2 separate regions of the Homo sapiens genome follow, and region 2 is linked to region 1. A link is a loop called in an ENCODE intact Hi-C map of the cell type or tissue named here. Cell type or tissue: endothelial cell of umbilical vein. All regions are shown on one strand. Each heading gives the region's core, and the rest is flanking DNA. Links, peaks and the distances in the headings are about the cores only.

Evidence for each region. Hi-C counts contacts between places; a loop is a spot of excess contacts. Peaks named below come from ENCODE experiments on the same cell type or tissue, not always from the same donor. Only the 100,000 strongest peaks of a DNase experiment are listed, where the experiment ranks them.
Region 2: a loop joins it to region 1, with 21 times the contacts of the local background. A loop is called at or near these places in 29 of 110 quality-filtered maps.

What each region holds. Positions count from the first base shown.
Region 1 is chr1:44,493,979-44,504,869 of GRCh38, reverse strand. The region is part of intron 2 of RNF220 (ring finger protein 220); the gene reads right to left. Among named protein-coding and RNA genes, the nearest start is that of MIR5584, 46 kb to the left of the region's middle. RefSeq lists an enhancer at 8,092-8,592. In endothelial cell of umbilical vein, for the core only: no CTCF peak of the experiment used is centred there; a DNase peak (open chromatin) is centred at 4,069; H3K27me3 peaks cover 2,411 bases.
Region 2 is chr1:44,372,741-44,383,631 of GRCh38, reverse strand. No RefSeq gene overlaps it. Among named protein-coding and RNA genes, the nearest start is that of ERI3, 23 kb to the right of the region's middle. RefSeq lists a silencer at 9,160-9,370 and an enhancer at 9,757-9,926. In endothelial cell of umbilical vein, for the core only: a CTCF peak has its summit at 5,269 (motif pointing left); a DNase peak (open chromatin) is centred at 5,241.

The sequences.
Region 1 (10,891 bases), core at 857-8,856:
AAGGGAACATTGGGAGAGGGAAGAGAGGCCAGAGACAAATTTGAAAAAAAGGATAGGTGCCAGCTTCTTAAGACAGATATGGTCACGTGCTTTTGGCAAGGGAATTTTCCAAAAAGAGATTCTCGGTCTGTGCCAAAAAAGATACTGATGCCAATGAGACACAGGTGCTGGGATCTTGTCACTGAGGTATCAGAAGCTGCTTACAAAATCAGATATGGAAGAGGGGACTTTGCTCTCTCCCTCACTGCTCTTTCCAATTCTAACCATCCTTTCATTATACCCGCCCACCCAGAAGCTCCAGAGAGCCAAATCGTGTCATGTGCTGTCACAAACCCGGATCCCTAAGAGGACTCTCAAAGGGACCTGCCATACTGGATCAGCCCCTCGAACTTCTGCCAGGTCCCATGCTCTGAATATGAGCACAGGGGGCCAGTCAAGGCTCAGAAGGGTCAGGGCCCAGACATCCCAGATAACGGGGTCCTTAAAAGTGTCCGTGTCCCAGCCATTCATATCCACATCCTTGGGCAGATTAGCCCAAGAACTAACCAAAAGACTTAGGTGCTGGGCTGGATTGGCCCCCATTAGCCCCCTGGCTTCTACCAGAGCAAGTTATTTTTGAAGTGCATCAGGAAGATCTAACCAAGGGTGGCAACATTGATCAGCATACCTAGAACTTTACGGAGCATCAGAATGATCTGAGAGCCTGTTAAAACACGGATGGCGGCCGGGCACGGTGGCTCATGCCTGTAATCCCAGTACTTTGGGAGGCTGAGGCAGGTGGATCACAAGGTCAGGAGATCGAGACCATCCTGGCTAACACAGTGAAACCCATCTCTACTAAAAATAAAAACAATTAGCTGGGCATGGTGGCACGCACCTGTAGTCCCAGCTACTCAGGAGGCTGAATCAGGAGAATCGCTTGAACCCAAGACGTGGAGGTTGTAGTGAGCCGAGACTGTGCCACTGCACCCCAGCCTGGCCAACAGCAGACTCTGTCTAAAAAAAAAACAAAAAACAACCCACGGATGGCTGGGCCCCACACCCAGAGCTTTCAGTTCAGTAGGCCTAGGGTGGCGCCTGAGGATTTGCATTTCTAAATTCCCAGGTGATGCTGATGCTGTTGGTCCAAGCTTTGAAAACACTAGCCTAAAATTCTTCCTTGGGTTAACTTTCTCAATGCCTTCTCTTCACCTCAGATCTGGCCTTGAAAGGGGAACAGAATGGCCTGGGATAGCTGTTTCTCTCCTGTGGGAGGTGATGTGGCAGAGGGCGGAACAGGGGGTGTCTGAGATTATATGTGGCTGCAAATCAGATGGACAAGTAAACCAGCAAAATACTTTTAATGTGGTATTGGATGAGGGCAGTGTGGGCATGGAGGTCTTCCCAGCACACTAATGTATGCACACATGGACATTCTCCTCTTTCTTCCCTTGGCCTGCATTTGGAGTCCAATCCTCTTTTTGCTTGGTGGGACACGTTTTCACCTCCAAAATGCTTTCCTTGGTAAACGCTTCTTTTTTTTTTTTTTTTTTTTTTGAGACAGCATCTGGCTCTGTCACCCAGGCTGGAGTGCAGTAGCGCAATCTCGGTTCACTGCAACCTCTGCCTTCCAGGTTCAAGTGATTCTCCTGCCTCAGCCTCCCAAATAGCTGGGATTACAGGCATGTGCCACCATACCCAGCTAATTTTTGTATTTTCAGCAGAGACGGGGTTTCACCATGTTGGCCAGACTGGTCTCGAACTTCTGACCTCAAATGATCTGCCCATCTAGGCCTCCAAAAGTGCTGGGATTATAGGTGTGAGCCACTGCGCCTGGCCCTTGGTAAACACTTCAAATGCACCCAACATTAAAGTAAAAAATATCAATGAAATCTTAAAAAATGCAGCCTGGGCAACACAGCAAGACCCCATCTCTCCAAAAATAAAAATAGAAAAAATTAGTCAGGCATGACAACGTGCTTCTATAGTCCCAGCTACTGGAGAGGCTGAAGCAGGAGGATCGCTTGAGCACAGGAAGTCAAGGCTGCAGTGAGTTACGATCTCATCACTGCACACCAGCCTGGGCGACTGAGTTAGCACTCTGTCTCTAAAATAATAATTTAATAATAATAATAATAATAATTCACACGTTTTTCTGTAGTATTCGCTTGTCAAATGAAGTTAAATGTGATGTATGTTACAATGTATTGTGTGGCATGTGTGATATTATCTCATTGGATTAGAATTATTTATTCTCCATTTGCTTTTCTGTTTAAGAATAAGCTCCTTCAGGGCAGGGACAGCTCTTATTTCCTCTGTGTCTCCTAGGGCCTGGCACAATGTCTAACACAAGGAATGCTGAGCAAATTATTTAGTGCATGAATATTTGCTCCAGGAAGATGAGGCCTAATACCATGCAGATGGTTATTACATGTCAAAATAAGAATAATCCCATTTTTATATTCTCTTTCCCTCTTCCTCTGATCTTTCTCCTCTCAAATATTTTCAGGCTGGAATTCAGGGATTGGTTCTGGAGTTATCTTTATGGTTGTAGAACCCCTAGAGCTGAGAACACACAGTGGTGCCATTTAGAGAACTGACTGCCCCAGTAGACTCCCAGAATACACTGGGACTCCCAGAACACTGGATCATGCGGCAGCCTTAGCCAGGAGCCTCATAAAGTGTATGTGTGTGTGTGAGCGTGTATGGTGTGTGTGTGTGTGTGTGTGTGTGAGAGAGAGAGAGAGAGAGAGAGACAAAGGATCATACTGCAGCCAGGAGCCTTACAAAGTGTGTGTGTGTGTGTGTGTGTGTGTGTGTGTGTGTGTGTGTGTGTGTTTCAGTGGTGTGAAGTCAGCTGGGGAATGCCAGGTGCCCACTCCCCAACTTGGAATTGCAGATCTCTAGCCTGCTGCGTGGCTGTAGCTCCCTTCCTCCTCCTTCTTTTTCTCCCAACATTGAGAAAGCAGTATGCTGCCTATTTCAAAGAGTATAATAGCTCCACATTTTTATGCTTCTTTTTGGAGCAATTAGAGTGCAGAGGAGGGTCAGCAGAGGGTAAGAGCGGAGAAAACAGCTGATTCCTGAGCACTAAGAGGTCCCAAGCCACCCAGCCCCCCTCTCCTGCACCAACCAAGCCTGCACTTGTCACAAAGTCAGCCCTGACAAGTGCTCTGCCGCCGCCGCTGTGCTTGGGTGGAGTAGAAACGGAGGGGAGAGAGGGAGGGAACTTCATTCTTTCCTGGCTTAAAAAGTCAAAGGCTCTGTAAGGCATGCAAAAGGAAGAAAGAAATTGTCCTGCTTGGCCGCATTGCTTTCCTTTCTTGACCAGTTCTGCCCACACCCAATAACCCCATGCTTCTCTGCCCAGCCTTCCTCCACCTGGGCCCGGGAAGGGAAATGGGACGCCTGCTCCTCCTCTGCTCACCCATCCCCAGCCTTTCTGCCAGCCTGGGTGTCCCACAGCTGACCGGCCTGCAAACAGGACTCTATCTGCAGAATCCACCCCCTCCCCCTCAACTCTAGCATTAACCTTTCTCTTTCTTTCAACAAAAGCCAAACTCTTTCAAAGCCAACCTGATTGAAATTCAAAAACTTTCCAGGGCCTCTGCACCACTCTCTACTCCTCCCCATACTGACAGCCGCTGGTCACCCCCCCACACCCTTCCCACTCCCCACCCCCAGCAATGTAGAAAATAGCGGGACAAAGGGCTCTCCCCACCCCCTCCCCCAAGCACAAGACTCTCCCTTTGTGTCACTGTGTCACTCGGGCTGGTGGAAAGGGAGAGCTGGCTCTGGGCTCTCCTATTGTCTCCCGATACCCCCACCCCCACCCCCACCCCCACAGCCTTCTGCAGCCTGGAGGCCTTGTGCTGGGTCCCGCTCAGTTGGCCAAATCGAGGGGCCTCTATGGGGCCCCCAGGCCCACTCTCTGACAGGACAGAAGAGCCAAGGGCCCGTCTATGCCCGAAGGGTGCTTCGCCCCTGGCTCCCGAGCCCCACGTTGTGGACTCCAGGGTGGACCTGGAGCCGCAGACCAAAGCTGGCTCCCTTATTTTCCTGGACACCAGATGGAGCTCCTCCCTCCCTCCTCTCTCTTTAGAGACTCCCTCCCTCAGCAGCAGCGGCAATTAGAATGGTCTGGCAGGCTCTGGGGAGGGGGATGCCCAGGTGGTGGCCAGGAGGCTATTAGAGAATGGAGACAGGCAGCCTGGGACACCTCCTTGTACAGAGCTGCAGCCGCTGGGGAGGAAAGGTCTAAACACGCTTCCATTAATTAATTAATTCAACAAGTACTCATTGAGCACCTATCATACACGCTCATTGGGGAAACAGCAGTGAACAGAACAAAGTTCTCCTTGCAGCGCTTACATTCCAGTGGGTGAGACAGACAATCAGCAAATCAATACATATTTCAGACACAAGTCCACCCAGAAAAAGAGAGCAAGACAAGGAGCCAGAGAGTGCCAGGTGGGGAGTATGTGAGATGCGGGTGGCAGCGGGGGTGTGTTAGGGAAGTCTCCAGATACAGGCAGAATTTAGACATAGGAAGGAGCGTCTGAGAAAAGAGACTTCCAGCCCAAGGGAACTGCAAGAGCAAAGGCTCTAAGCTGTTAATTAAGGAACTAAAAGGCTAAGGTGGAGACCCAAGGGCAGCGTGTGTAGCCTGTGAGCCCAGAGGGCAGGGAGGCCAGAGAGGGTAGGTCTCTCATGCCTGTAGAGAGGTTTGGATCTTACTTTGAACGAATGGCAAGCCAGAGGAGTCACAGAATTTGATTTATGTATTAAAAGGGCCGGAACAAGGGTAGAAGCAGGAAAACCTAAGGACTCTGTTGAAATTGTCTAGGTGAGAGATAGTAGTAGTGGCTTGGTCCAGGGTCATGTGGTAGAGATGGAGAGAAGCTGTCAGATTTGGGAACCAACAGGATTTGCTGATAGGCAGTATGAATGGTGTGGGAGACCAGAGTCCAGGATAACTTCAATGTTTTGGCCTGATCCAACTGGAAGACTGGAGTGGCTATTGACGGGCAGGGTAGAGATAAAGGACATAATCATTTGATCCTGTGCAGTTAGAATAAGGAGTTCAGTTTTGGACTTAACATTTGAGCTGCCTGTTAGACATCCAATTGGAGATGTCCAGTAAGCAGTGGAGTTGGTGAATTTGTAGTTCAGGGGAGAGGTCTAGGCTAGAGATATAAATTTGGGAGTCACCATGGAGCTGGTATGAAGCCCTGGAGGGATCACCTGGGAAGGTAGTGCGGATAAAGGAGAAGGGAAATCTGAGGACTAAGTCAAGGGTACTCCAAAGTTTAGCATCACTGAAAGGAGGAGGAACCAGCAAGAGGAACAAGCAGTGAGGAAGAAGGAGAACCAACAGAGGGTGTGTCCTAGAAGCGGAGTGAGGAAAGTGTTTCTAGAAGACGGGAGTGACAGATTGAGTATGATATGCACTGAGGACTGGCTGTTGGATTTGGCAATAGGGAGGTCACTAGTGACCTGGACAAAAGCCATTTCACAGGAAGGATAGGGAAAAATCTGACTAGTGAGGGTTCACCTGAGAATGAAAGGAGAGGGGGTGACCTAAAGGGGAACAGAGAAATGGAGAGGTAGCTACAGGGGGAAATGGAAGGCTTTTAAAATAGATGGTAAATATTTTTGCACGTTTGTGTGCATCAGAGCTTCCAGCAGAAAGGGAAGCTCTGATGGTGAGATTCAGGGAGACAATTACTAGAAGATAATCTAAGCTACATTAGGAAAGAAGTTAGGTGAGATGGGGTGGGGGACATGAAAGGCAGGCAGGGTCAATAGGGTGCAGTCCTTCCCATTGGAGTTGGAATTGGGTCACTACCAGGAGTAAATTGGCAGTTGGAGAGCAGGATGTTTAAGTTGGTTATTAGGAAGGGGTATAATTACTGGTAATGACAAGATTTCGGGATGAATATCAGAGTCTGTGACTGAGGTGGGATAGAGGACAAGTTTATTGGGGGAGAGAAGGTCAAGGAACCAAATGAGCAGGATATTGAAAACGATTATCTGAGTGTGGCCCTTGGAACAGCAGCACCATCAGCACCACTTGGGAACTTCTCAGAAATGCGCATCCTTGGGGGTCTCTAGACCTACCGAATCAGAAACTCTGGGCGTGGGGCCCAGCGATCCATGTTTTAACAAGTCCTGTTGAAAGACTTGATGATAGTAAGTTTGAGAATCCCTGGTATAGAGGGTTTTGATGGGTTGTGGCAGTTGAGGGGTCAGACATGGGGTCAGATGAGGGCAGCAGGTCTCAACCACGGCTGCACAACATTAGGATCACCAGGAAAATGAAAACTCCCAGTTGTGAGCCTGCGCTCCAGAATCAATTTCCTTATGATCTGGCAGGGAGGGGGACTTCAAGGATATCAGTATTTTTGAAAGTTTACTTAGTGGTTCCAATATGCAAGCAAGGTTGAGCACCACTAGATAATGGGGTATACAGAGCCCTACAGGAACGAAGGCTTCCTGGGAGTCAGGGAGCTTGTGTAGTGACTGAAGCAAATGGAGAGCTTGGTGACATCGGTCCTGGTACACTCTTGGGCAGAATTGGGTGGTGAGGCTGTGTGTGCTGGAGCTTGGGGTAGGACGGTATTATCAAGAGCATGTGGACCTCTGGAGTTACACCACACATCTGCCAATGGTTCTTTCTTTTCTAGGAACCCAGAAAAAAGTGTAGATTGGAAGGATGAATCTATAAATGAAAGAAATAGGGACCTTCGCCACTCACCAAATATATCCCATAGTAAATGTTGCTTTCCTTCTGGCACGCCTGGGTCTCCGGAAGCAACCACTGTCAGAGCTCGGTCGGGGCCAGGCCATGGCTGATCCATGGCTCCAGCCAGCAGCCTACTTGGCCAGGCCAGGCTTTTCCCCACTGGTTTTTGCTTAACGTGGAAGCACAAGCAGCTTTCCAAGTATCAAGCACCTTTGCCTTTGGCGCCAGTCCAGATCCCTCGGGAGTTCAGATGAGAAGAATTATAATTACCTTTGCAGAAAGATTTATCCTAACAATTAGGAAGCAACTTCCAGCAGAAAGAGGGGAGACACGAGAAAAGGGGTGCTTGCAGCAGTATAGTAGGTGCTCAATAAGGTGGCTAGTAAATGAACCAGGGATGAGGGGAATTGTTGAACTTGGGGGAATGGAGAGATTTGCATGTACCAAGGAAAGGGATGGGGATGATCACATACTCACGAGGTCTGACCTTAACACAGGAAGACCTGTTTGGACAGATTGTCTCATACAATTAGACAATATTAAGGCTGGAGGCGAGGATTATCACATGGTGGTGATGGGACAAGAAGGGATTGTCACCCACAGGCGGATGAAAGGAACTGGCACAAACTGTGGGCTGATCACACCCTGATGAGACCTGATGTTCCCTCAAGACTTGAGGATATTATCCCACACTGGTGGTTGAGACTCCTAGGGTTGTTTTATACAGGAAAACCTTGGTCTCTAAGCACAGAATGACCAGGTATTAACAATGCAATACTCTGTGTGTGTGTGTGTGTGTGTGTGTGTCAGGGAAGGGGAGATTATCATATAGATACGTGCCAAGAACCATGAAGACCCTTATGAAAGTATCTGGACTGTGGGTAGGGTAGGCACAACTGGAAAGGATGAGACAAACATATCAAATATGTCTGTCATGATGGCATTGTTTTAACGGGACCTCTAGAGATGCCTTGGGAATTCTAGGCTTGAAGGCCCAGAATTTATTGGAAAGGGGACACTAGTGTAACCGTTGCTTAGCATCTAGGGAAAATGGCAGAACTGGCCAGAGAAGAAACTGTCCCAGGGGTCCTATCCCCATCCCTAGGCCAGTGTCACAGAGGAGACATTACAGGCCAGGACTCTTCACCTTTGAGGCAATCACCAAGCCAGCAGGAGGCAGGCAGCACAGTTTTTCCATCCAACAGGAGTTTGGAGGAGGACCACAAGAAGGTGGAGGTGCCGCCCGCAGCTCTCACACTGTCTGCCCCAGCAGTTCCCTGCTCTCTGGGGTGAGCTGCAAAATTATTCCACATCCCCAAGTGAGCTGGCTTGATTAAGTTTTAATTTTAGCAACTTGCTAGGAGGACGGGGAGGCTGTTTCAGTGCTGGGGGGAGGGGAAGAGCTAGAGAAGAGCTGTGCTCTGGGCCATCAGCCCACACCACATGCATCTGCTACACAGCAGCACCACCCTGGACTAGAAAACCATGCCACTGTGGAGGTGGCCAAGGGCAGGGGTGAAAAGTGGGACCTGCTGAAGTGACAAGTCACCCTTTCCTACGCCGGGGCATGTGGCTTTTTCCCCTTGGACTCAGCTCTGCAGCATGGGATTGAGAGGGAGCAGTGGTTCATTAATTTAAGTCTTCCCCTTTTTTCCTTAGCATTAATCATTCCTCAGGTCTTTAGCCAAAGCTGTTCAGAGCAGGGCTTTGCATTTCATTCATTCATGAATTCATTCATTCTCATGCCTGTCTATCCCTCTTCCAGAGATATCTCATTCACTCCCACAGCTTCAGTTATAAATATTAGTGACTCTGACTCTCTATCATCAGCCCAGATCCCTCTGATTTCCATCCTCACAAAACTCTCTGTATCCCCAGCTTCACTGGGATTTCCCATAGGCACCTGAAATTCAGTTTGTCAAAAGCTGAGCTCATTCTCCCCTTCAAATTGATTTGTCCTTCCACCTTGGAGGATGGTCCCCCTGTCCACCCCATCACCTGGGCTATCCCTCAGCTACTCTTTATTCTCCACTTTGCAGCTACACGGCTCCTTCTAAAACCCAGATCTGAGCATGTTCTGCCCCTCTTCAGTAGCTTCCCGTAGTCTTTAGGATTCAGTGTAAGCTTCTTAGCAAGGCATATATATAAAAGCCCTGCACGAACTGACCCTTGTCTACCTCTCCAGCATCATCTCTTGCCACTGGTTCATTCACTCATTCATTCATCCATCCAGTAAGCATATGCTGAGTGGTTACTAAGGTGCTAGACACTACTCTAAATGCTGGGATACAGCAGGGAGCAAAACAGATGTCTGTCTTCCCAGAGCTGTAGCTCTCCCGATCTATTTTCTGTTACCCTCTTACCTCTGGGCCAATATATACAAAGTTTATTCTGCTAGAAAGCTCTTTGTCAGGCCAGGCGCTGTGGCTAATGTCTGTAATCCCAGCACTTTGGGAGGCCAAGGTGGGCAGATCACAAGGTCAGGAGTTTGAGACCAGCCTGGTCAACATGGTGAAACCCCGTCTCTATTAAAAATACAAAAATTAGCTGGACATGGTGGCGCACACCTGTAATCCCTGGCTAACTTTTATTCATTTTTTAGGTCTCCTGCATTCTCCTAACTAAATTAGGTTACGTTCCCTTACTAACTACATGCTTCCAAAGCAATCTGTACCAGCCCCATTTCATTGTAACTACTTTTTAAGTTGTCTGTATTCCCATTACACTATCTATTCTTTGAAAGCAGTCTTAGAGATCATCTTGCTGTAACCTTCGTGCCTAGCACTACTGAATTAATTAAGTAGATATTTAATTATCAACTGCTCTGTGCCAAGCACTGTGGTAGTCTAAAAATATTTATCTTGCCAGCCAAATCTATTCTTTTTTTTTTTTTGTATCTTTTGTTTCTGGTTTTATTTGTTTATTTGTTTTTTGAGACAGGGTCTCACTCTGTTGTCCAGGTTGGAGTGCAGTGGCATGATCATGGCTCATTGCAGCCTCAACCTCCCAGCCTCAAGTGATCCTCCCACCTCAGCCTCCGGAGTAGCTGGGACTACAGGTGTGTGCCACCACACCCAGCTAATTTTTAAATTTTTGGTAGAGATGAGGTCTTGCGATGTTGCCCAGGGTGGTCTTGAACTCCTGGGCTCAAGCAATCCTCCTGCCTCAGCCTCCCAAAGTGCTGGGATTACAGGCGTGAGCCACTGTGCTTGGCCTGTTTCTGTTAATGGTGCTATTCATTACTCCCAGGCACGCATCTTAGAAATTTCATTGTGAAGTGATTCTTCTTTTTAAAAGACAAGTTAGAGATTTGTTTTTATTAAATTCTATCTACTTTTTTTGATAGGTAATAATACATTGACAGGATTCAAAATTCTAAAGGTACCAAAAGAAAGAGCAAAAGTCTTCTTTTTACCCAGATCCTGGAGTCTGCTTCCCAAGAAACAATTTTATCTGTTTCTTTTGCAGATATTTTTTTCATATGCAAACAAATACATTTCCACAAATGGAGGCATATTAAATCTAGTGTTCTGTATCTTTTTTTTTTCTTTTTAACAATATGTCTTGGAGGTCACTGCATATTAGTAATCTAAACAGCTGTCTCATTCATTTTGGTGGCTGCCTGGTGCTCCATGTTATGCCTGTACCATGCAAAAAAATTATGATTTTTTTAACCTGCTCCCTAGAGAGGAACATTTAGGTTGTCTCAAACTTTTGCTGTTTCAAACAATGCTGCAAATGCTATTTCATGCATGTCTGAGAATATCTCTAGTTGAATTAATTTCTTTTTCTCGCTTGTACATCAATCATATTTTTAGCAAGTCTAATAGATTGTCTAGCCCCGTAATGTCTCTTAAGTTTATCCCTTCATCCCTTCTCCACCATCCCCACCATTACTGCTCCAGTTCAAGTCCTCATGATTCTTTTTTTTTTTTTTTTTGACAGAGTTTCTGCTCTTGTTGCCCAGGCTGGAGTGCAATGGTGTGATTTTGGCTCACTGCAACCTCCGCCTCCTGAGTTCAAGCGATTCTCCTGCCTCAGCCTCCCAAGTAGCTGGGATTGCAGGCACCTGCCACCATGCCCGGCTAATTTTGTATTTTTAGTAGAGATGGGGTTTCACGATATTGGTCAGGCTGGTCTCGAACTCCTGACCTGAAGTCATCCACC
Region 2 (10,891 bases), core at 1,154-9,153, 120 kb after region 1:
TTTTAAAAAATGTTCTATATTTTCTCTTGGTCCATAATTACATCTTTTTCACTAAGACCTTTACCTAACTATCAGATTCACATAAACTGAGATTATGAGACTTAGATAATCAGACTCACAAAGAATAAATTCAGAAGTGTAAACCAGAATACCAGCTAATTAAGTCACAATGAAGATATAATTTTCCATTGACCAGAATGTATTACATCTTAGCAGAGACACCTCACCTCAGTCTGTGGGTACCTGGAAGGTAGAATTAGTAAACTAGTACCCTGATGGTATTCTCACAACTCACAATAAAAAAGAGAATATTTCATCCAGGGGATCAAAGATGAGAAGAATGCTAAGTACCTTAACCAGAGAAATATAACAGACATAAAGCAGGACCTCTTACCAGCCAGAAGAAACAAATAGGCCTGAAGGAATGATTGAAATTCCCAGGCTCCCCTATTTCCAATATCTTTGTCCCACAGATAATGTTGGGTGCATCCAGCTAAAGTTTATCTCTCTGGCTTTCCTCTATTCCAAGTCGCATTGCAGACCACATCTTTCTTTCCTCAGATGTGTTAATACCACTGATTAGTGGTCAAGTAGCTGTTCCCAAGAGCCTCAGAGAGGTTGGGCTCCTTTCGTCACCTGTTGATTAAGTTAAATTCTCTCAAAGGCAACCTTATCTATAAGTTCTAAGTACTAACTATAACAGTTTCAGCTGAGATGAGAAGAGTAACTGGAATAAAAATTACTGAATAATATAAGATAGTATATAGCAAATGAAGAGGTAATAGCACAAGGTTTTCAGGCATGGGAATGAATGATGAAAATGATGAGGAAGACTGGTTTGTCAGTCACATGATGGTGGAAGCTGGAGCCAGGGAATAGTGAGGGACAATGCAGGCAGGGAGACTAGGCAGGAGGCTGTTATAGTCATCTAAACTAAGCCAGCTCCAAATTCTAGTCTCCAGAGTCTATGACAAACTCATCTCTCTATCCTCAGCACTTAGCCTAAAGCCTGGCATGGTGGTTTTCGATGAGTGGTAAGTGGTCAATTTTAATCAGCATAGCAATTTTCAAGTGAGTTGGTACTTTCAAGGCACTTAAAAAATTTTTGTGCCAAAATATTATCTTATTAATTTATTAATCCTATTATTTCTGCTCAGCAATATCTTTATGTGTAGTAATATAGCCACTTATTAAGGGCCCACAGTATGGCAGACATTTAAAATTTTTAATATAATTCTCATAACAACCCTATAATGATCTATAGATATAGCAAAGCACAGTTCAGATAATTTTAAGAAACATACAAGTTTTCATAGTTAGAAAATGACAGTGCAGACACTAAATAACATATCACAAATTAAGAGAAATAAAGTTTCATCTTATCACTTTTCCGAAAAACAATAATCCTTTTCATTTTATGATGAAAAAACCTGACCCACAGATAAGCTAAAATAGTGGTCCCCAATTTCTTGATCATGTCTACCTATCTGTAAAAAAAGTATACATTCCCCTAATATACATATGTTTATTTATAAATTATCACTATCAGCTAATGTCTTATGGTACAATATATGCTTAGGGCAGAATTCATTAGAATGTATGTATATCTATGTTTCAAATACTCTTCTTAATAATTTCAAAAAGTTTTTGCTGACTTCTTGTCAGATCTGATTAGCTTGTAATTGCTTATATCTGATCATCTGGCTAACAGCTCCTACTAGGAGTAGACGTGATGGCTTGTGTTTGAATTTTTGTATTATTTTCAAGTCATATTTTCTTTGCAGAAATCTTTTTTTTTTTTTTAAGACGGAGTTTCCCTCTTGTTGCCCAGGCTGGAGTGCAATGGTGTGATCTCGGTTCACTGCAACCTCCGCCTCCCAGGTTCAAGCAATTCTCCTGCCTCAGCCTCCTGAGTAGCTGGGATTACAGGCGCCCACCACCACGCCAGGCTAATTTTTGTATTTTTTAGTAGAGACGAGGTTTCACCATGTTGGCCAGGCTGGTCTCGAACTCCTGACCTCAGGTGATCCACCCGCCTTAGCCTCCCAAAGTGCTAGTATTACAGGTGTGAGCCACCATGCCCGATCTGCAGGAATCTTTTTAAACCATCTGTTCATTCTATGGACATGTTTAGCTAAAACTGGTTAACATAATCAGCAAATCGCTTAACTAGGCACATGCTAACTGCAACATATCATAGGCACCACTGTCAACTCTTACATTGTTGAGATCTCCATCTGCCTTCAGCGTGCATCGTGTCCCTCACATGACAGGTGACCAAATGACTTAAAGAGTGAAGATGTCCATCTCAATGCTCATGTAAAATATCAGTAAAGCTCATTATTTTAACAGTAAAACTACATATAAATTGTAGTTCTACTATTTTCTTCCTGACCTAAGGAATCACCTTTGAAGACCTCTAGGCAAGAGGATCGCCTCAAGCAATAAGGTCAGAAGTTTTCCCATTGGCTTTCTAATTCTTAATCTAGAGTCTTCCTGAAAATGCTGTTTCAAGGAGGAAATACATACCTTCTTGGCTGGGCAGATCTTCTAGGTCTTTTTGCACTTGCCTGGTGAATGAGCTTACTCTGAGTCTGGAGTGTAGGGGAGGAGCTGGGGGTTTGGCATGATCATCTCAGTTTTAAGATTGGGCCTAGAAGAGTCATAGCAAAACCCTAGAATGCAGCTCTGCTCTCTCGTTTTCCTGGTGGTCACCACAAGAAGAGACAGAATCACAAATGGACTTGTTGATGAAAGAGGCTTTCAGAGGAACTCTGTGAGAGCCTCTTGTTTCACTGAAGAGGGAGATGTGGCACTACATGCCCCAGGACCCTCAGCCTGTGGGCCTGGGACTTACCAGGACCTCACCAGGGACGAAGTTTCGTTGCATGCCTGGCTCATTTCTACTCCATTTCCCCATTGGGTCAGGGCCAGGAACCCAGATGTCCCCTCCCTTGGTGCAGCCACTGTTTCAGAGTCTCTAGGAGGCAGAGAGCCTGGAGGGCAGTGGGGGCGGGCAGGAGGAGTAGGGTCCTCCAGTCCAGCTGGTCTGATGGGGGCTGTGTCTTGGACTAGGGAGAGTCCCCCAGACTATGCTTGGAAAAGCAAGAGAATGCTTCATTTTCCTTACTACCATTTGGTGCAACATCTAGTCCAGTCAAAGGAGTTGTTGGGGAGCTCCCAACCTCCAAACTTGATGCACACAGAAAGGCTGAGGGTCTTTGATCACCTGGAGCACAGCCCTTTCCCCTCAAAGACCCCTTTAGAGGTGGAATTCTCTGGACTTTACTAGGAGGCTCCTCAATACCCCACAGCACACACCCCTGTTAGCCTAAATCTTGAATCCCTCTCCCTATCTCCCTCACTTTGAATGACTTGGAAATTTACTCCCAAATACCAGGCCCTTCCAAGTCTGTCTCAATAAATAATAACAGCTAACTCTTAATGAGCACATGCTAAATGGCTTATGTGGATTAATTCACTTAATCCTAACGGCAAGTCTGATGCAGACACTACAGTTATCCACATTTTATAGATGAGGAGATTGAGGCACAAAGAAGCTAAAGCCCTTGCCTGAAGTCACCTAGCTGGTTAATGATGAAGGTGGCATTTGTAGCCAAGCAGTCCACCTCTTGATTCTGCTCTTAACCACTATACTATGCACTATGATATACTTCATGTTAAAAATGGATGTTTTTGGACATGGGGGTGGGGGGAGGGGGGCGGGATAGCATTGGGAGATATACCTAATGCTAGATGACGCGTTAGTGGGTGCAGCGCACCAGCATGGCACATGTATACATATGTAACTAACCTGCACAATGTGCACATGTACCCTAAAACTTAAAGTATAATAAAAAAATAAAAATAAAAATAAAAATAGATGTTTTCTCAGCTTCCATAAAGTATGACTAAAAACACGTTAGGAAACATTTGATCTGTATCATATGAGCTATACAAATGTAGCTTCAAGGTACATCTCCCCAGCTGCCTTCCAGCCAAATGGCTGCTGCCCCAAAGATGCTCCTACCTTAAAATTCTAGAACTGCTGCTGCAAATGCCCTTCGTTTTGATCCTCCTTGAGGCCCTTGGTATCCTCATGGATACCTTCATTGGTGGTCTTATGTGCTGTCAGTGATATTCCTTTCCACTCAAGGGAACACCTGCAGTGCTCACTAGCTGAATGTTTACTCCTCTTTCTGGAAGGAAGATGAAAGCAAGCAAGGAGAGCTGGGTACACACACATCCATCAACTGGGCTTTGATCTCTCTGCCTGGGAAGCAGATTTCACACTCAAGCCAACTGCAACAAGTTTTACTAGTGCGGTCTCCTGTGATATCCCATCCAGTCTGGAATTGAATCTGCACAGTAGTGAGTCTCCTCAATGCCATGCTCCCCAAGGACCCGGGGCTTGCTCTCATGTGGGTAAGGTGAGCACTCAACAAATGAACTGAGGCGGGACGTGCAGTCAGTTCCTGTGGAGTTCGAGCAACATCAGGCCCAAAACTCGGAGCCCCTACATAGTAGAGCCCCTACTGTTTGCAGAGTCCATCACGTGTCCACACTTGCAGCCACAGCTAGCAGAACAGGAGAGAGGCTTGTTGGGCACCAAGACCCACCCGACCCATGGCTGCTGCCCTTAAGCCCTTTAATTCTGATGCAGGATCAGGTAGGTAACATGGGCACAAGTGAAGACACTGTCTCATGGCTGTCTGAGGTAAAAGGGATTCAGTGAACAGATGAAGGAGCTGCAAGGAGGAGACGCCAGGTGGCAGCTGGAGAAGAAAAGCAGTCAGTGAAGACAAGAAGGGCAGGGGACCAGCTGTGGAGAGGCCAGACAGCTGGCTGGCCAGAAGAAACCCTTTAGGATGTCGTTTGGGGCCTGAAACGCACCCTCAGCAGCGTAAGTTATTGCAACGCCCTTGCAAATATAAAGTGCTGTACAAACACTAAATCTAGAATGGCTAATAATTTTGTTATGTTAAAGCATTCGTGTCAGGTAATTAATGTACTCATTGTGATCATTTAATTTTATGGCAGGTAGTATAGGGCTGGACAGAAATAGGGCTCTTTGGCCCAGTCCTCTCATTTCTCATTAGATAAGCCAACAACGCGGCCTCCCTGGTCTGCTGCGCCAAGGTGTTGCTGGAGAGAACTGCTGCAGGAGGCTCAGAACCTGGACTTGGGGCCTTCATGAAAGGGGATTTCATTTTCCTTGGCCCCTGGTGCCTAGAGGCCCTAGTGCCCCCTGGTGGTATCTGAGGCACCATTTCCTCAAAGGAAATTCATAGCTGAATTAGTGGGGAAACAGACAATTAGTTGCCTGGATAAAAGCTTCTCCCTTGACAAGTGTGCCTGAAAGCCACAAGGGTGCTGTGCACAGTAAAGGTGGAGTTGGCGTGGCTGTGTGGTGCTCCTTGTGCGGGCAGGCCAAATGGAAGGCTCTGTCACAGTTGGAGCACCTGGAGGGAACTAGGAGGCCTGGCCATACTGCCCCAGAAAGCCCTAAAGGGAAGCTGTTCAGGCTCCTGTCCACCGCAGGCCACTACGGTGCTCTGGTGGAAAGGGGATCTCTCCTTGTTCCTTGCCCAGTCTACTGAGGGCTCAGCTTGCAGCAGGGACTCCATCTTCCATCTGTTCTCTCTATTCCTTCCCAGTGCCCATCACCCCTCCAACCCCTCAACACACCCCAAGCCAAGGCAGGTACTCCTATTCCTTTCCCTAAACCTTCCTGTCATCTCCTCCATTGTGAGCCCTTCTTGACTAAGTAGGTCCCAAAGAAGAGCCTCACCTTCCATCTGCTCTCAGTCCCAGTTTGTATGCCAGCCTGAAGAGGGGTTCAAGAAGGTGTAGGGCTAGGGCTTGCCCCAGCCCTGAATGAGCCCCCAACCTCACACATGTCTATATTCATGTAAATGCAGACATCTGTCTCTGCCTCGACCTTCTCATTGATCCTTTTGTGCCTAGAAGTGGTGACCAGTCGGCTTCTCCATGCTGGATATATTAAGGTTAACTTGCATAGAAACCGAGTTATGACTTACAGAATCCTTGGCTGTGGTCATTGCCCCCGCCTCCCTCTCTCTCCGTACTCTGCCTGGATACCACCTCACTTCAGATTAAAGGTATAGCAGCGGGTTGACCAATAACTAATATATTTATTATGGACCCAGAAAGGTTTGGGTCCTAGTATCTTTCTTTGTTAAAGTCAGCAACAGTTGTCTGGATGACCCATAAACTCCAGGTTACTTATAACCTGGTGGGTGAGGGCACAGGGAAGACAGTGGGTTTGCTAGTGACAATGGCCCTGAACATCTCAGAACTGGTGTGTCCTTAGGAAGCTCTCTGCATAGTATGATGACTACTGTCTTCCAGACTAGTATTTGGCCTAGAGCTCCATGTTCATTAGCACGAGTCTCACAAAAATAATAGCACTGGCACTACTATCCATCGAGGCACCACTATGTGCCAGGAATGCAGAAAAGTACTTTGTGTATTGTCTCATGTAATGCACCCAACACTCCTATGGTGTTGGGGTCATTTGTGGCCTCATTTACAGGCATAAGAACTAAGTCTCAGACAGGTTACGTAGCTTACTTAAGGTCATAGGGTTGCTAGGTGGCAGAGTTGGAATTTGAACTTAAGCAGTCTAGGACAAGAATCCACATGCATAACCACTACTCTACATTGCTTCTTTCTGTGCTATGCTGTCTGGATACACTGGCCTACTATTCCAAAATAATTATTTTAGTCTACTCTGTTCCAGGGACTGTGCTGGGCCCTTGAGAGAGGAGGACTCTATACAAGATTGATGGATTTATTGATATTTCCTATTTGCCAATCACTATGCTAAGCTGTACTGGAGAGGAATCTATTATCCGATGAGTGGCTGCTACATCTACAGCTCTTGACCAAGAGGAGGGGCCCTGGGTGCTTTCTTATGTATAGATGACCACATGTGGTATTAAGTGACTTTACCACCCTGGCCACAGCAAACTGGATCAAGGATGAAGACCTGGCTGGGTGCGGTGGGTCACACCTGTAATCCCAGCACTTTGGGAGGCCAAGGCGGGCGGATCACCTGAGGTCAGGAGGTCGAGACCAGCCTGGCCAACATGTTGAAACCAGAATTGGTGTGTCTCTACTAAAAGTACAAAAAAATTAGCTGGGCGTGCTGGTGCGCACCTGTAGTCCTAGCTACTCGGGAAGCTGAAGCAGGAGAATTGCTTGAACCTAGGAGGCGAAGGCTTCAGTGAGCCAAGATTGCGCCATTGCACTCCAGCCTGGGTGACAAGAGAAAACCTTTGTCTCAAAAGAAAAGAAAAAAAAAAAGATGAAGATCAGACCCAAAGACAGCCAATCTATTGGCTGACCAAGAATCCACAGTGTGGCTCAACAAGAAATCTCTGCCCAACAGAGTTAGTGACTAGGGTATGGTCAAACCAACAAGATCCTTTTCCTTGGAAATATAAACTCTTATTGGTTGGAAGTGTTGGGTGCCATAGAAGCAAGGACAGAGTACTAAGTGACCATAACGGTGAAACATAAGAGTAGAGATCAATGAATGCCCAATTCAGAGGCAGCAATGAAATCACCTAATTTCTAGAACTATGCTGTATCCTGAACCAGTTCTAGTTCTCTAAGTTTTTTTATGATCTCTGTGAAGTCTAACCGTGTGGCTATATATCTTGACTTGACTTTCTTATTTCTGTCTATATCCTCACAAAGATCCCCTATAATCAACATAATTTCAGTGTGTCCTCATGGAGCTCACAATTGAGCAGGCAATACAGATGATAATGAAGCAATTATTTACCATAGATAAGTGCTACTATGGGGGAAGCCCAAGAGGCTGTGAGAGTACAGAGGCACCTAATCTAACCAGAGACAGTCAAGGAGGGCTTCCTGGAGGAGGACGAATAGCATACAGTTCTCATTTTATTCAAAGCAAAATCCACATCTTTAAAATGGCCCACAGTCTTTAAAATAGCCTACATAGGCCGGGCACGGTAGCTCAGGCCTGTAATCCCAGTACTTTGGGAGGCCAAGGCCGGCGATCACCTGATGTTGGGAGTTCGAGACCAGCCTGACCAACATGGAGAAACCCCGTCTCTACTAAAAATACAAAATTAGCCAGGCGTGGTGGCACATGCCTGCAATTCCAGCTACTCAGGAGGCTGAGGCAGGAGAATTGCTTGAACCCGGGAGGCGGAGGTTGCCGTGAGCAGAGATTGTGCCATTGCACTCCAGCCTGGGCAACAAGAGCAAAACCCCAACTCAAAAAAAAAAGAAAAAAAAACAGCCTACACAATCTGACACTCTCAATTCCCACATTCCCTCTCTAATTTCTATTCCTATCACTTTATTTCCCTTCTTGCTCACTCTGCTCCAGCCTCATTGGTCTGCTGGGTGCCCCTGAAACACATCGACTCCTGCCTCAGGGTCTGTGCTCTCGCTTTTCTCTTTACCTGTAATGTCTCCAGATACCCACTTGTTCAATTCTCTCACCTCTTTTAAATTTTGCTCAAATATTATTTTCTCAGTGAGGTATACCTTGACCTCTGATTTAATACTGCATCCTGTTTACCATTGCCTACTCCTATACCCAGACACTCTTGATCTCCTTACCCTACTCTACTTTTTTCTCTTTTCCTTAGAACTTATCATCTTCAAACATATCTAATGATTTACTTATTTCTGATATTTGTGGTTTTTGTCTGGCTCTCCATGTTTAGAAAGTAAGCTGAACATGGACAGAAACTGTCTTAGTCTATTTGGGCTGCTATAACAAAATACCATAGACCAGATGGCTCATAAACAATAGAAATTTATTTCTCACAATTGTGGAGACTGAGAAGGCCAAGATCAAGGTGCTGGAAGATTCAGGTTCTGGTGAGGACCCATTTCCTGGTTTATAGATGGACAGCCATCTTTCATTGTGTCCTCAGATGGTAGAAGAGGCAAGGGATCTCTCTGGGCTTTTGTTTTTTTTATTTTTATCTTTTTTTTTCCCACCCTGTCTTATGGTATGGATGGGATTTCTTTTATAGGGCACTAATCACATTCCTTGAGCCTTCATGATCTAATCACTCCCCAAAGGCCCCACCTCCAAATACTCTCACATTGGGGATTAGATTTCCACGTATACATTTTGGCGGGGTGGGCCACAGACATTCAGACCATAGCAGTGATTTTATTTTGTTTATTGACTGTCATAGGTTGTGTTACCCAGGAAGCAGATTCTGAGACAAAGTGTAGCATGCAAGTGGTTTTTAAAGAGTGTTCTTGGGATCAACACCGATGGAAGTGAGGGAGGCAGTATTGGTGCAGAGGGAGAAGTTGAGCTGTGATGCAGTCCCAACAAAGGCCTCAAACAATCCTATAGGAAGCTCTGGAGCTGGAGTGGTCTTTCAAAATTATTTGAATTGGGATAAGGGGGCTGGGATCTTTATATTCTAGTGTTGATCAGCCCCTAGAAGGAGAAAGGATGTTAGCCAAAGAAGTTTTTCTTCAACTGCAGCAGTCCCTCAACAAGGCTAACACAGCTGAGGCCTAGCCATAAACAGCACTCCCAGCAACTGGTGAAATAATTCCTTTTCTTCCTGAAGGTGGATCTAGGGTGGATCTAGGCAACAGACCACAGCGACTACTGCAATTTTTCCTGGTGCCACTTGGATTTACTTCTTCTTCTTTTTTTTTTTTTTTTTTTTTGAGATGGAGTCTTGCTCTGTCACCCAGGCTGGACTACAGTGGCATGATCTCAGCTCACTGCAACCTCCACCTCCCGGATTCAAGTAATTCTCCTGCCTCAGCCTCCTGAGTAGCTGGGATTACAGGAGTGTGCCACCACGCCTAGCTAATTTTGTATTTTTAGTAGAGATGGGGTTTCATCATGTTGGCCAGGCTGGTCTCGAACTCCTGACCTCAAGTGATCTGCCCTCCTCGGCCTCCCAAAGTGCTGGGATTACAGGTGTGAGCCACCATGGCTGGCCGGATTCACTTCTTTATATAAATTGTTAGAACATCTCCTCAAGGATTTTGGTAGGCCTCTCTTCCTAAGAAAAATTTAGAAGAGAAAGGTTTTCAGAATAGACTATAGATCCCACTGTTACAGCTAGTCTTAGGGCCGCAACTTATTATATTCCCTTTCTACTAACAATTCTAGACTCCCCTTACCCTCAGGTAATGCATTTGTTGGTCTTGGTAGCTTCAGTTGTGGTATGACCCAGACTGTCATCACTAAGGGATCTCAGGCTGGTCACCATGCCCTTCTCAAACTGCGGTTGTTGCACTTGTCCATATATCATCAAAACAGGAAGGCAGGATCAATAAATGCTCAAGTACCAAGTGGATCACTCTTGGTTGCCCCCATTGTGTAATGGCAGCCCTACTGCCTTCCAATGATTAGAATCAATTACCTCTGCCAAGATAGGGTGACTTTTCTTCTTGCCTCTTGGTCCCCTAGCATGAACCATATTATAACCATATTATAACCAGGCAGGAACCATATTATATAGATCAATGTGAATCTGGCTGTGTCTCCGAACAGAAGTGTTTCCCCTTTGGCAACCAGCTCCTCTAAATTTGCAAAGACCATAATTTCCACAAGTGGATCATTAGGAGTAATGGTAAATGGGGCTACTCCTGCTTCTATCCCTTGGTTCCCAGACCCAATTGCAGACACATCTCCATATAAAGGTCTTTGACTTAAAGTATATACTGTGTCCTAGAACAGCGTTTCTCATCTTTGACACTATTGACATTTTGGACTGGATAATTCCTTGTTAGGGGGTGCTGTCCTACATGTAGGATGCACATCCATGGGCTCTACCTACTAGATGCTAGTAGTATTATCTTTCCTCTCTGTCCCTACCCCCCAGTTGTGACAGTAAAA